Regions from separate parts of the Homo sapiens genome. Here regions 2 and 3 are each linked to region 1. Evidence: read pairs that join two places in POLR2A ChIA-PET (ENCODE). Cell type or tissue: GM12878. All regions are shown on one strand. Region 1 holds the start of C17orf99 (chromosome 17 open reading frame 99). Region 2 overlaps CYTH1 (cytohesin 1). Region 3 overlaps CYTH1 (cytohesin 1).

What was found. ChIA-PET counts read pairs that join two places held together with the same protein. Peaks named below come from ENCODE experiments on the same cell type or tissue, not always from the same donor. Only the 100,000 strongest peaks of a DNase experiment are listed, where the experiment ranks them.
Region 2: POLR2A ChIA-PET joins it to region 1 with 5 read pairs; 1 of 35 experiments calls an interaction of 5 or more read pairs at or near these places.
Region 3: POLR2A ChIA-PET joins it to region 1 with 5 read pairs; 3 of 35 experiments call an interaction of 5 or more read pairs at or near these places.

Annotation. Positions count from the first base shown.
Region 1 is chr17:78,142,584-78,147,583 of GRCh38, reverse strand. It overlaps TMC8 (transmembrane channel like 8), which reads right to left. Exons shown (of 16, transcript NM_152468.5): 16 at 4,616-5,000. It overlaps C17orf99 (chromosome 17 open reading frame 99), which reads right to left and starts at 1,199. Exons shown (of 5, transcript NM_001163075.2): 1 at 1,140-1,199; 2 at 673-705. The coding sequence starts at 1,176. RefSeq lists enhancers at 1-176, 4,971-5,000 and silencers at 3,624-3,693, 4,962-5,000. In GM12878, no CTCF peak of the experiment used is centred here; a DNase peak (open chromatin) is centred at 3,053; H3K27ac peaks cover 4,081 bases.
Region 2 is chr17:78,734,365-78,739,364 of GRCh38, reverse strand. All of the region lies in intron 1 of CYTH1 (cytohesin 1), which reads left to right. Among named protein-coding and RNA genes, the nearest start is that of CYTH1, 45 kb to the left of the region's middle. In GM12878, no CTCF peak of the experiment used is centred here; DNase peaks (open chromatin) are centred at 2,439 and 4,379; H3K4me3 peaks cover 3,733 bases; H3K27ac peaks cover 4,478 bases.
Region 3 is chr17:78,764,513-78,769,512 of GRCh38, reverse strand. The region is part of intron 1 of CYTH1 (cytohesin 1); the gene reads left to right. Among named protein-coding and RNA genes, the nearest start is that of CYTH1, 15 kb to the left of the region's middle. RefSeq lists an enhancer at 422-591. In GM12878, a CTCF peak has its summit at 166; no DNase peak of the experiment used is centred here; H3K4me3 peaks cover 1,612 bases; H3K27ac peaks cover 3,298 bases.

The DNA.
Region 1 (5,000 bases):
GGGAGGGAAGGATGGGGCAAGAAAGTGCAGGCAGAAAGATGGAGCAGGCAAAGATGAGGAAGCAGGCCAGGCTAGGGGCTGTCAGGGACCTTCCCCAGCGTCCCCTCCTCCCTGGTCCTGTACCCAGCTGGGTCCCAGACACTCTCCACTCCCCACCTGCCTCTATAAGGAAGGCAGCCTCGTGTATGTCAGGCCCCTGGGGGAGCCTTAACTTCACCATCCTCTCACGGCCCTCCTCCTGGTCAGAGAATCCCAACCTCCCAGGCCCCACCAGAATTCCCCAGCCCTCCACGGGGCCTCGCCCACCGGGCAGAGCTGTGAGGGTCTCAGGGGGGGCTTCTGCTCCCGATCAGGGACCTGGGGCAGAGTGATGAGGATGCACCTGCCCAGGGAATCTTCCCTCCAAACAGCCCAGCCAAAGGCTGGAAGCTGAGCAACTTCCCTGCCTGTGTGCCCCGGAGGTCCCCACACTGGCCTGCTTGGCCTGCCCATCTCCATCACTCCTAGGGCCCTGCAGGGTGAAGAGAGTGTTCCAGAACTGTCCAGCCATCCTCCAGCACACACCTCCCCACTAGTAACTCCCTTCCCAGCCGAGGCGCCCTCCACCATGGGGGTTCTGACACCAGGGTCCCAGCTGGGGGACTTCTCCCTGCAGCAGGCTATGCCACTTACCTTCCTCCCGTGCCTTGGAGAAGCTGCTGGCAGCTGTAAGAGAGGTAAGGGCGATAAGGAGAGGGCCTGGTGTGGAGGGGAGACCAGAGACAGCCTCGAGACCCACCTGCTGAAGCCAGGAGGGAGGAGCAGGCTGATTCTTGGTAGTGAGGCCCCAGGACTCAGCTGGCACCATCACTCACAAAAGCTCTTTTGCGCCCCTCCCCCCACAACATCGCCTCTCATCCGCCCATTTCGCAGATGGGTAAGTAGTGAGCCCAGAATGGTGCAGAAATCCCTGGACCACATATACAGCAAGTTTAGGGGCTGGTCCGAGACTCAAGCCCAGATCTTTCCCTCTCTGTCCATGTTTCCAGAGGTGCCCTTCCTTCAGGCCTCATCTCTCCTGTGCTCCCAGTACCCCCACCTGAGCCCAAGACCTCAAGGCCCCAGCAGCAGCCCCACCATCACGTCCCTGGTGGACTCACCCAGCACGGCCAAGCAGAACAGCCCAGGGAGCCCCATGCCTCGGTGGGTGTAGGGCCTCTGCTCGGGCAGTGAGAACCTCCTAGTTCCTGGCCTCCCCCACCCTGAGGCCCCTGGGATGCTCCCTGGGTGGGTGCCTGCAGTGGGGAGATAACCTGGAGGCCGCAGCACCCCAGGGCCTCAGCTACCAGGGCGGGGCCCAGAGAGCCCCGGCAGGCCCGGTACAGCAAACTCCCCCTCAATCCCCAGAGAAGTGGAAGGAGTTTGGACCTTGAAGCCAGACCAGGGCTTAGACTCAGCAGTCACCTCTGAGCCGCAGGATCCCGGGCTCACGTGGTGGGCAGAAGGTGTCCATGCTCCGCGGGGCACAGTGGCTCACACCTGTAATCCCAGCACTTTGGGAGGCCTGGATGGGCGGATCACCTGAGGTCAGGAGTTCGAGACCAGCCTGGCCAACATGGCGAAACTCCATCTCTACTAAAAATCAGCCGGGCGTGGTGGCGTGCGCCTGTAATCCCAGCTACTCGGGAGACTGAGGCAGGAGAATTGCTTGAACCCAGGAGGCGGAGGTTGCAGTGAGCCAAGATCACGCTACTGCACTCCAGCCTGGGCAACAGAGTGAGATTCCATCTCAAAAAAAAAAAAAAAAAAAAAGATGTCCACGCTGTAACTTCTGGAGCCCGTGAGCACCATGCTACGCGGCAAGGGGAATGAAGGCTGTGAGTCTTCTCATTTTGAGAGGAGGAGCCCGTCCTACATGACCCAGGTGACCCTCATGTAATCACTGGGGCCTTTCCAAGCAGCTGGGGACCTGCTGGGCTGAGAAAAGGCAGCCCCACCCATGATGGTTCACAGCCGGGAGGCCAAGGCTGCACCCAGCCCCAGAATGAAACCCCAGACCGACGAGGCCCCTGGTCCTGGAGTGTGATGGGTCCTGGAGTCCTGGGTCCCGGAGCGTGGTGTGCCCAAGCACCGCCCTTCAGAAGTCCCTCAGGCCCCACTGAGGGTGGTGGGAGGTCACATGGATGGTCATTCCCCAGGGAACTGGCCCCAGTGCTGGCCTTGGCCAGCAGCAGACCCAGCTGCATCGCAGGCAGTGTGTGTGCAGAGTTCAGCCACAGAGCCTCCTGCACATGCAGGGAGGGTGGGGGTGAGCAGGGCCTCCCAGAGCCCCGAGGCCAGGGCTGGGGCCAGGCATTCCCCGGAACACAGAGAGATGTAAGGGCGCAAGGGATTGAGGCTGGGGCCCTGCCAGCTCCGCTGTGGGCCACTGCACCCGGCTTTGTGCCCAAGCTCAGCCTGGGGCTGCTGGACCAGCCTGTCACTTTCTGGCCCGGCTCAGTTTCCCACACTTTGTGTGGGGAATGCCTTTTCTGGCTGCCTCCTTCAGGAATATGTCCCCTGCCACCAGGTGACCATTGCCTCCTGTGGGAGCTGCTGCCACCTGTGGCTCCTGACCGGTCAATCACACTCTCTGCCCCTGGGCACCGTCCAGGAGTGAACACCTGACCAAGGGAGGCCACTCACAGCCCCGGCCCAGCTCTCCTCTCAGCCTTTCCCAGGCACTTGCTGCACCGGAGGCCTGGGTGTGTTGGGAAGCTGGTCTGAGGGAGTGGCCCTGCTGACCAGGGAGTGGCCAGAAGGATGGTGGGGAGGCAGGTGCAGGTGTCCTGGAGGTCACTGCAGACTGGCTCTGTTGACCCCTCGGTGGCCCCCTCTCCCAGCTGGCATGAGTCCGTTTCTGCACCTTGCTACCCATGGTCCCGGGGATGGAGGCTGCCTCCTGTGCACCCACCGGCCTCTCTGTTTTCGGTTTCTCCCAGCTGGGGAGCAAGAGCATTTTCTCTTAGTTTCTTAGTAAAACTCCCTTCCCTTCCCAAAGTCTGTTCTCACTTCTGCTGAAGGCGGGTGGGGAAGGGAACTGAAGACTGAAGGGAGCCAGAGGTCACTGGGGAGCTGGCTGGCTGCCCAGGCCCTGGGCTGCTGGCAGCCTCTTGCCTGGAGGCCAGGGAAACTCACTCTTTTTCTCCACGTGGTGGTGTTCAGGGGAACCTTGAGTTAAGGCAGCTCATGAGGAGCTCTTCCTCTTCCCAGTCTGTGGGGAAGCTGGGGTCAGAGAGCGAAGGCAGACTCATGGGCCATTTTCCCCAGGCCTTGGGGGACCCAAACATCTCTCCTGCACCCCTCCGCCCCCAGGAATCACTTGTGCACCGGTCTGGCTGACCAGTTCTCTGGGCTGCGCTGCCCCTCTGTCCAGACTGCAGAGTAAGCCAGGACACAGCAGCCACGCCTCCAAGGTCACCCCCAGGTCACCCTGTGTGGAGTTTGGGGGCCCCCAAAAGCTCTCTAGCCACCCGCTTCAGGCTGATGTTCTGTGATTTTTGCTCGCAGAGGCCACTGTCCTCTGTAACAAATGCTCTTCCCAGCGTCTCCGCGTTTCCTCCCCCATACTGTGTCCCCAGAAAGGTCCTGCGGGTGGGACTCTGCTCTGGGCTGCCCTGGCCAGGATAGCGGGGTTGCAGGGGCACAGAAAGACAGGGCAGTCTCTCAGGGCTGGGCAGGGGAGGGCCCAGGAGTCCCCAAGGCTGGGGGTGGCTGGGACACCCCACCTAGGTGGGCTCTCCCACCTGGTGAGACCTTTACTGCATCTATTGCAATAAGCCCCAGAGAGTCCCTCCCTGCCCGGCAGGACTTCTAAGCTCCTGGCAGAGCCCCTTGTTAGGTCATGGCCCCCAGCTCCGTCATCTACAGAAAGTCATCCTAGCCCACGGCACCCGCTGCCAGAGCACCGGTTCCGTCTTCGCACTGGCCCCGTGTGCCCTGCATCCCAGTCTAGAGGCCTCAGATTTCCAGCTTCCCAGCCTCCACCGTGGCCCCTTTACCACATCTTTGCTCAGGCCCCCTCTCTGCCCTCAGCTCCTGTCCAAAGCCTCCCTTTCTCCAAGGTCCTGCCTGTCACTGGCTCCAAGAGCCCTCCTGTGGGAAGAAGCCCATCGCTCGAGGCCCCCTGGGCTGTCTTCCTGGGTGGTCCTGATCACAGGGGGCCCCAGGTCCACTCCCCATCATCTCCCATTTGGCTCCTTCAGGCCAGTGACCACATTGTAATAGGAGCCGCCACTGCACTTCTAGGTCCCCATGGGGACACTTCAAAAGTCACTGTATGGGCCGAGTTTGGTGGATTACACATGTAATCTCAGCACCTTGGGGGGACGAGGCAGGTGGATCACCTGAGGTCAGGAGTTAGAGACCAGCCTGGCCAACATGGTGAAACCCCATCTCTACTAAAAATACAAAAAATTAGCCGGGTGTGGTGTCGGGCACCTGTAGTCCCAGCTACTCGGGAGGCTGAGGCAGGAGGATGGCTTGAACCTGTGAGGCAGAGGTTGCAGTGAGCCAAGATCTTGCCACTGCACTCCAGCCTGGGCAACAGAAAGAGACTCTGTCCCCACCCCCCAAAAAAAAAAAAAACACACACACAAAAAGTCATTGCTCATTTAATCTTGGAGGCCACTTGGAGGAGCATGGCGTCTTTGTCTCGCCCTGGGTGAGCACACCGAGGCCCAGAGTTTGATGATTCCTTCAAGGTCTCAAAGCTTGCCTTCTTCACAGCGCTTGGTGATGCACGTGGTTGTTTCTCAGTATGGTTTGCCAAAGGGATGCTCTGATTCAGGAGGCTGAGGTGGGGCCTGGGAATGTTCATTTCTAACCTTTTCCCAGGTGATGCTGAGGCCACTGGTCCAGGGGCCACCTTTGGCCCTAAGCCGCTAATTAACAACATGAGTCACTTTCATCTGGTCCAGGCTTGTCGCCCCCTCGATGGAACACAGAGCTCCCTCTTTCCCTCTTGGCCTCATCACCAGCCC
Region 2 (5,000 bases), 590 kb before region 1:
TTAGAGTGGAGACGCCACGAGGGCAGGCATTTTGTCTCTTTAGTCCTCTGATGTCTCACTAGTGGCTGGCACTTAATGTGCTCAGTGAATGTTGAACGAAACAGATAAGACAAAAGATACAACTATCTTTGTAAAAACTTTTTAAAAACAAGTGACTGGTTATGACAAAATATTTGTAACATTTCATACAAAGGATTTGTAATCTACAAATCATTTAAAAAATGATAAGCAATAGAAAGGTGGGCAAAGGCTTTGAAAAAGCAATTCATGAAAGAGGAAATACCTCAAACTTACGAAAAGATAATCAGCATCATCAGTAATCAGGTCAGTGCAAATGACCAACAACAACGAGAAACCGTTTCCCACTGTCTGACTGGCAGAAGTTAAGTTTGGTCCCATCAGGGACGTGGCAAGCACTTTGGCAGCATCTGTGAAAGCTTTAAGTACTCAGGCCTCATGACCAGCTTTTCTGCCTTTGGGTGTCTATTCCAGAGAAACGCTATACCATTTGACAGTAGGGAGAAAATAGAAGTGACCTGCCCTCTTACAAGTTGGGATCACTGGCTGTGAATCAGACCTGATACCAGAAGATAGAAATGCTGTTTGGGAATCATTAAACATAGGTTTTGAAATGGTGCAGGCTGGGACTTACAACTGTGATTTTGACATACTAAACCAAAAGGTGACACGTTGGGTTTATATTAATTGCCTCTACAAAACAAAGTGTTTTTTTTTTTTAAATATATGCATATGTATTTATTCAACTGTTATTAGGCAAGAAAGAAGAGAATGTGATGAAGTCTTTGCCCTGGAGTCATGTCAGCACCTTCAGAGTCTGACTGGAGACAGCGCCCCGTTGTCTTGCTGTAGATGTGTGTGTTCCCAGCTCCCCAGTGAGACTTGGCCAAAGTCTAGCACTTCCTGCAAAGCTGCTGCAGGTGTTTGCATTTACAATGAAGACTAATAGGAGAGGGGTTTGGGAGTCCAGCAGAGAGCAGGGTGCGGAGGATGGGCTCTGCAGCCAGGTCTCGTGCTTTGGCAAGCCATGCAACGTCTCTGGGTGCTAGCATCCTCATCTGTGATCTGGGGATGGCGAGGACACTCACCCCATGGGATGTTTTCAGGATTAGATGAGTTAGGTCACATCAAGCTAGGCACAGAGTAAGCATGCAATAAATGTTATCTATTACGATGATGAGGTGGGAAGCTATGTCTGGATCCAGCAGTTCTACTTGTGAGAATTTTTTTCTATGGAGATAATTAAAGAGATGTGCCGAAACGTGTGCACACGTGTATTGAGATACGTAGAAGAATTGGAAATCACTTAGAAGTCTTACAATATGGGACTGGTTAAATATTATGTCTAGACTGAGAAGAATAATAAATGTGATAGATGTCCATTTACAGTCATGAAAAAATGTTATAAGTAAAAATAAGTAGCTATAAAACGACATATAAAATATCGTGTGTGTGTGTGTGTGTGTGTGTGTATCTATAGAAGAGAGAGAGAATATATATAATACTTATAACAAAAGTCTGGAAAATGTCTACCAAAATGTCACCAATGGCTATCTCTTGGTGATAGGATTAAGGTGTTTTTTTTCCTTGTTACTATTTTCTAATCTTCAACAATGAATATGTGTCATGAACATGATAGGACTGTGCAGGCAAGAATCTTTGGGTGCAGCATATTAGAAATCATAATGGAGATGAAACTGAACTTAGATTGGGAGTTTGGCCCTTGGATTTTTTTTTTTTTTTTGCCTCTAATATCTGCTTTCTGCTTTTAGCCTGTGACCTCATAACATGCTGTAATGATTACGATCTCTTAGTCATGCTCTTGGGAAATGGGCTATTATCTCATTGTGAGGGGACCAGGGATTTTAATGATTCCATTTTAAGAAAATGTAGTCGGCTTTCCATGGGCTCCCCATCCATGGATTTAACCTATTGTGGATGGAAAATATTTGGAAAATAAAAAAAGGTCACACCTGTACTGAATACATACAGACTTTTTTCTTTTCATTTTCTTTAAACAATATAGCATAACAGCTGTTTACATAGCAGTTACATTGTATTTGGTATTAGAAGTAATCTAGAGATGATTTAAAGTATATGAGTGGATTTGTGTAGCTTATGTGCAAATAATTAAGGACTCAAGCATCCGTGGGTTTTGGTGTCCATCGGAGTTCCTGGCACCAGTCCCCCTTGGATACCAAGGGACAACTGTACTTGAAAGTGAAGAGAAAAACAGCAGTGAGTCCTGGCTATGACTTTGGTTGAGTTTGAGAAAAGACTAGAAGTGTGGCTACTAAACTAGTTTGACTCCAGTGTAAGATTGCTTTCAGGGAAGCAGATGGTTAACACACTCGGAAGGTGCTTGAGCTCGACTTCAGGAACTGGGTGGTGGCACTGACTGGGAGTGCCGCTTCTTTGGAGGCTGGAGGTTGATTGGCCCAGGCGTGCAGCCAGCCATTGCCTGTCTGTTCAGGAAGCAGCTCTGAGCTGCCCTAGTGGCTGGACAGCTTCACAGGTATCCCCGGCCCCTCCCAGTCAGACCCCACAGGAAAACTTGGCTCCCAGTAAGTTACCGCTCTCCTGGAAGCACAGAACGGACTTTTCGTGTCCCGCTGTAAGGAAACAAGATGGTCCTTAAAACCGAAGAGGAGGACGGTGAGTCAAAGCCGCAGCCCCCGGCCGGGACTGATGCGGCTTGGGGTATATGGAGTGGAGTTTTAGGTATCTCTTTTCATTAGTATGTGAAATCCTGTGAGGATAGTTTACTGAGCCTTTTGGGGAGGAGTTAAGGACCAACCTAGACTCTGGTTTTTATCTTACTGTTTTCAGGAGAAAGACTGCATAGTCTCTTAGTGGTTAGGAAGCTGAGGCTCTCTCGGGTGTGTGTGTGTGTATGTGTGTGTGTGTCAGAGAGTGAGAGAGAGGAGAGAGAGAGAAAGAGCGAGAAGAGAGAGAGATATTAAGGTAACTCAGTGTTTTTAAACCAAAGAAGTTCTCCTCCAATCTTTGCTTTCGTTAGAGTTCCGCCTTGGGTGTTTCTTGGTAGATTCCACTTCATACTTGGTGATTGTGTCTACTTCCTGTATCAAAATAACAGTTGGTCAGAACTTCTGGGAATTCCACAAATATCCAGAAAGAATCTGATACTAAAAAGTAAAGACATTAGAGATCGGATTGAAAGAACCAGTGAGATTTGGGATAAATAGTACTTGTTTTGTTAAATAAAATGTGTCTAAGGGAAAAGACGATGTGGTCTTCTCCCTTTGGTTGTTAGGTGAGGACTGTTTGAAGCCTGGGAGGGCAGGGTCTGTAGAACTTCCTTTATCTGCTCCACACCTGTACTGTAAACAGTGGAGCTATGAGTAATGGGATGACAAGCTGTGCCTTCTAAATCCCAAGAGATTCTGCTGAAGAGCTGTGTCTTAAAGCCCTGGGTCAACACAGGAGTTGTGTTTGTGGATGTGTGTGTGTTTTATTGTATTTTATTGTGGCACCTTATCAGATGGTGGTGTTGTAATGCTGCAAGACAAAATAGTAAAATGCGTACTGGGTTGTAGCTGGTAATGTGTGATATTTTTAAGTTTGGAATAAATATCTGGCTATGTTTCAAGTGGATTTTGTGAAAGTTGTAATAAAACTTGGGTGTCCTCTTTAGGCTTTTCCCACTCTGGTTCACTATAAAGCACATTTGAAAGCCCCACCTCTAAGTGCAAATGATCCTGGACAGTGTCCACGGGCGACACTGAAAGCTGCAGCACGCGTGGGGGACGCTGGGAGGGAAGCATGCACAGGTGTCCATAACGATACTTCTGTATCTGAAGAGGGGTCAGTAGTGAGGGGACGTGCCAGGCCAGGGCTGAACTGCCTGCTTGGTGCTTTTCTAACTGAAAGGTGAGTCCACACTAGCCAAGATCTAGTTCCAAAGGGAACACTTTTGAGAGTGGAAGAGGACACTAGTGACTATGCTGGGACAGCAGGAGTGAGCCGGGCCTGGCCATGGTCCCTCACGCTTACTTGCTTCTGGTCCTTCCGGGTGAGCCTAGCTTCAGACCCACCGGAGGTGCTGTGTAATAGTCACTTTTTATCCTGGAGGCTTCAAAAGTCAACATGAACTACCCTAATCAACAGTGGGAGTGATGGGGGTGGGGCATGAGGTTAGGGGCCGGGAGCTTAGAGGTAGAATTACTGAACAGCTTTGCTTTGACCAAGTAACCTTAAAGAACTGGTGCTTCTTCGCTTCCCTTACCCCCTCCCATGGTATTTCCTTGTGTTGTCACCTGGGACTGAAGGCAGTGTTGCCCTTTAAACCACTGCTAAAATAGATGCCCTTAGACATTGCCGTGAGAGACAGAGTGGCATTTAGGTAGGTGTAAAAGGAGGGGGACAAATGGAGTTTCCTCTGGCAGGTCCCTGAGATCCCAGGGGAGGGCAGAAGTTAAGAGTCAGTTATGCTTTCCATAGAGCTGCTTTTAACTAGACTTACGCCCTAAAGAACACGCCTAAGAAAGGGTATGTGGGGGTTTTTGAAAATATTCTTTAAGGAAGTCAGACTCTTCTGCTGCATTAATCTCAAACCCACAATTTTTAGGTTAAAAATATTGCTTTCTGGCTGGGCGCGATGGCTCACACTGATAATCCCAGCACTTTGGGAGGCCCAGGCAGGCGGATCACCTGAGGTCAGGAGTTCCAGACCAACCTAGCCAACATGGTGAAACCCTGTCTCTACTAAAAATACAAAAATTAGCCGGGTGTGGTGGCAGGAGCCCGTAATCCCAGCTACTTGGAGGCTGAGGCAGGAGAATAGCTTGAACCCAGGAGGCTGAGGTTGCGTTGAGCCGAAATCGTACCACTGCACTCCAGCCTGGGTGACAGAGTGAGACTTTGTCTCTAAAAAAAAAAAAAAAAAAAAAAAAAGCTTTTTTTTACCTGGTACATTGGTACATTGGTACATACATTCGTCAGTTTTCATTCTGTATATGTGT
Region 3 (5,000 bases), 620 kb before region 1:
CTGGGATGGCACTGGATTGGCCAGGGGAGAGTTTGTAGAGGAGCTGGCCCTTGGGCTGGATTGTGAAAGATGAGTTAGTGCCAAGTAGGAGAACATTGCAAAGAAGTATATATCAAAGCAAAGAGAATGAGAGGACAGGAGGTGTGAAGCAGTTTCGCCACTTGGGGAGCTACAAATGGTTCTTTGTGCCTGGAGAGTAGGCTGTGAGCAGAGGGAGGAGGCCAGAGGCAGGGTTAGAGAAATGGGGGACAGTTATGGGGGGCTTCAGTATGTGTTGTTACACAGGACTTATTCTGTGGGACACGGAGCTATGAGAGGGTTTAAACCAGGGATATTTTATGCTGATTATTTTGCTTTTTTTTTTTTTGAGACATAGTCTTGCTCTGTTGCCTAGGCTGGAGTGCAGTGGCGTGATGTCAGCTCACTGCAACTTCTGCCTCCTGGGTTCAAGTGATTCTCGTGCCTCAGCCTCCTGAGTAGCTGTGATTACAGGCATGTGCCACCACACCTGGCTAGTTTTTGTATTTTTAGTAGAGACTGGGTTTTGCCATGTTGGCCAGGCTGGTCTTGATCTCCTGGCCTCAAGTGATTTGCCAACCTCCATCTCCCAAGGTGCTGGTGTGAGGCACTGCGCCCGTTCTTTTTTTTATTTTTATTTTTTATTTTTGCCAAGAGGGGGAAGGGAGAGAGAAAGGAAGCAGGTGGAGGCAAGGAGAGGGAGAAGCAGAGCATTCTGTTGCATTTTAGAAAGATTCTTCTGACTTAGTGTGGCTCAGATTGGCAGTGGAGAGACCCTTAAGGAATTTTTGGAGATAGGTGAGCTAGGTGATGAGGGCTTGAATTCAGGCTGTGGGAGTAGGAGGTAGGAGAGAAAAAATACAGGACCAGTGAAGGACATGAAATTGATGGATTTGGTTGCCAGTGTTTGGGAGGGACATAGCATTGAAAGGAGATGAAAGAGACAGGGTGACGAAGGTGAGCACCAGGTTTCTGTCTTTGGATGACTGCTTGGAGAGTTTCCATACTGAGAATAGGACTTCGGTTTTGGACGTAATCTCTGGAGTTTTGTGGTACTTGTACAGTGTCCACTTTGAGAGACCCATTTAAATAGTTGAATTTGAACCTGCAACTCCAGAGATGATCAACGCAGGAGTGGGAGTGGAACCCAGGGAGTGGGTGATGCCACGGGCTGATTGAGGAGTCCAAGGATGTCGTCTTGGAATACCACCACTGAAGGGCTGGGTAGAGGAAGAGATCTGAAAGGGAAACTTTGAAGGCAAATGTATATAACTCTTCAGGTAACTAGATGGTAAATGGAAAGAGAGAGAGGGCAGGAGCTGGAAGTTGCAGAGTGGAGAGCTTTTTGTATTTTTCTGGGGGATATTAAGAGTATTTATAGACTCCTTTTTATACCTTTGGACAATGATTCCGAGCCAGTCTTGAATGAAAACATTCATATGTGATGTGTTGTAAACCTCCAGGACGATCGGTCTCACATTTCATTTTGTCTGTTCTGGCTTCTGTACACAGCAGCTGCAGACTATATGTGTTTTTGAAACCTGTTTAACTTCCTTTCTTTTGTGTTCTCTAATTCTCTGAAATATTATTTCCAACAGCCCTAAGATTGAAATTAAGAGAACGTTTGAATCTTAGCTGCATTCTGGCATTTTCAAGTGCTTCCTGCACATTTCCCCTTGGATATCCCATCATTGTCCAAGATTCAGCATGTCCGAGACTTGCTCCTGGCCCTTTCATTCTGGTGTTACCTCTAGACCTCTCTAATTTTTAAACTTTTATCACCATTCACTTATCACTGCAATCATTATGGCTTGAAAAAAACACTGGATTCTTTTTCTTGCCATTTAAATTGTTTCCCATCTATCCAACCATCCGTTTGTTCATCTATTCAACCATCCGTTTATTCATCTATTCAACCATCCATTTGTTCATCTATTCATCCATTTGTTCATCTATTCATCCGTTTGTTCAGACTTTTTAAATTCTTTGTGTCAGGGTATTTGCTTTATGCTCAGGCTGTGAAGAATTTTAAGATATAGGCCCTGCTTTCCAGAAGCTCACAGTGTAGGGCGGTTCACGTGGAAATTTGCTATGGTGGAAATACCAACAAATGCTATGGGAGCCTGGGGACTTTCAGCTTTCACTGTGTTCTGAGTGAGATGTACTTTAAAAAAAATGGTTTTAAAAAATTTAGACATGGGGATTCACTATGTTGATCAGGCTGGTCTTGAATTCCTGGCCTCAAGCAGTCTTCCCATCTCGGACTCCCAAAGTGCTGGGATTACAGGCGTGAGACACCATGCCCGGCTGAGACGTACTTTTGAGCAAACCCAACAGGCAGTTACCTACTGGGATGAAGTGAGATGGGAACATGCCAGAGTAGGTGTCACTGCTCTAGCTGTTCCCACACTAGCAGTTAACTGCTTGCTGCACATGAAGTTCATTGCTGAACATTTTTCGTAAGTTCTCATTGAACCCTCACAGTTACCCTGTGGGTGGCAACAAATACTGTACTGATTTTATAGGTGAGGAAATGGAGAAGTAGAGAGATTCTAAAGGGACATAGCTGCTGAGTGGTTGAGCTGGCACCACAAGCTAGATTTCTCAGGCTCCATGCACAGGCCATGCTTTGAATGGGCTTTTTCTATACTGGCTGCTCATTCACACCCCCCTCTTCATTTTTATGTCTTGTACTTTTACATACCTTATATGCTATTTATGTCTTTTCATTGTTTTTTCTTTTTCTCAGACCTCTCAGAGATGAATTTATGTACTTTCTAAACGTTCTTTCTTCTGGGAGTGGATACAGAGTTTTGTATCTTGATATAGTTTGGACAGAGTTTTGGTTAAACCTGTGTTGCTGGTTATTAAACACATTTACATTGAAAGAGCCATTGTTAATCTTAGGGTTGAAATTTGAGGAGTTTGTAGGATCATGCAGTAAAGGCAGTATCTTTTTCCTTAATCCCCCGGGTAGCATTTAGTTTAGGGGCTGCTGTTTCCTTCCAGGGACTCTGGTAAACTGGGTTTGATGTTGTGGCAACAAGAATTACTCAGCCTGGCCTTTGATGATTCCCTGGAGCCAGAACATGTTTTGTGGTTGGGCCACTAGAATTTATGAGAAATCCAGGTAACCAGGTAAAGGTTAACGAATCTTACTGAGCTTGTCTCTCAGCCATTTTCAGGGGTCTTTTCATGGCTTCTCTTAGCCTTTTTGCCCTTTATGACTAAATAAAAAGGCTGCTGAAAGAACTCATTTAACAGTGAGACAGGAGAACACTAGCAGAATAATGTTTCTTCCAGGGAGTTACAGAGCAGCTCCCAGAGTCTTCCTGCCCGAAGTCCTGACTTGGAAGCTTTGTCTCCTGCTAGAGGAGGGGCTGGCTTTTTTTTTTTTTTTTTTTTTTCTGTAGAGATGGGATCTCACTATGTTGCCCTGGCTGGTCTCAAACTCCTGGGCTCAGACGATCCTCCCACCCCCAAAGTGCTGGGATTACAGGTTTGAGCCACCGTGCACAGCCTAAGGCTGGTTTTTGACAGGGCCTCATTGGAATGTGAGTACTGTGGTAGGGTCACCAAGGATCTCAAGACAAGACCCTCTAGCTTTGCAGGTTCAAAAATAGACTTTAGGACTTGGATTTGTGCCACTTTATTCATGCTATTGCAGGATTTAAAAAAAATCAAGTTGTGATCATTTGCCTGCTCTCAGCTCAGCTGTGGACTCTGGTTCTTGGGGAGCACATCCAGGGAGCCCTGGAAACACCACTGTCTTGTGCTGTGGCACCTCTTGGTGTTTGTCTTCTGGGGGACCATCTGGGGGACCATCCTGACTAAACCTTCTGTTTAGTCAGGACAGCAAACTGACAATAAAATAGAGTCAGATACAGCTTTTGAGGGCTTGCCATTTGTTTTGCTTGGCATTGAAACCCTCTTGGACTTCTGAATAGCCCACTTCAGGCTTGTCTCCTCTACTCCACACTGGCTTTTACTGATTTATTGAAGACGGAGACTTCTTCAACTTGTTCTCTAACTTTGACAAAGACTTCTGCGATTTCTCTGTGTCCAGACTGCAGTGACAAAGCATGGAGGAAATTAAATTCTAAAAAGATTTTTAGAATTATAATTGAAATATTTATTTTATGGGTTTATGATATCCCAAAAGAAATAGGGATTCCAACCTAGACTTTGGGGTCTACCTTTAGAAGGAGCCCCGTTTTCTGGGTGTGTTCCATGGTCCACTGAGGAAGGCTTCTCTTTGAGTCTACTGATGCCTCAGGGAGGGCCTCCCGGTGATCCTGCTCCTGTTCCTTGGGACCCATCAGGGATACCCATGCCCCTCTGCTCATGCACTCAGCAAACTCCTTGCGGTGCTTGGTACACACCAGGCACGCTCCCCAGCTCGGGCCTTTCTCCAGCTATTCACTGTGCTAGGGATGCTTTTCCTCCAAATAACCTCATGCTCAGTTCCCGCACTCTCTCGACAAGACTTCCCCTGTTTGCTTGAGCAGCCAGTGCCCCCCTCCTCTCTGCTTGCCACCCTTACCCTGCTTGACTCCCAATAATGCTCATCCCCCGGGAACCTACTCATTATGTTTATTACGCATGGTCAGTCTTCTCCAGCTGAAGTGGAAACTCCACAAGGCAGGAATCTTCATCCCTTTTGTTACTCTCCCCTATCCCATGTGCATGCCAGAAACAGGGCCTGGCACATTGTAGGCTCTCAGAGCTTGTTGACTGAATCATTAAATCCATGCTCCCCCACTCCCTCTGCTTTTGATATAGAAACAAAGGTCACTGAAATTGCTCATGGAAACTTGGGAGTTGCAGTTAAAATAGATCCCTCTTACCTCGTGCATACATCTAATTTCATTCTTCCATTATTTTGGGGTTTATATATAAGCCTGGTTCTTGCTGAAACTGCTTATGTTGATAACCAGTTAGTGAGTTCCTCACTGTTGACTTGCTGGGAAGTTTATAGAGAC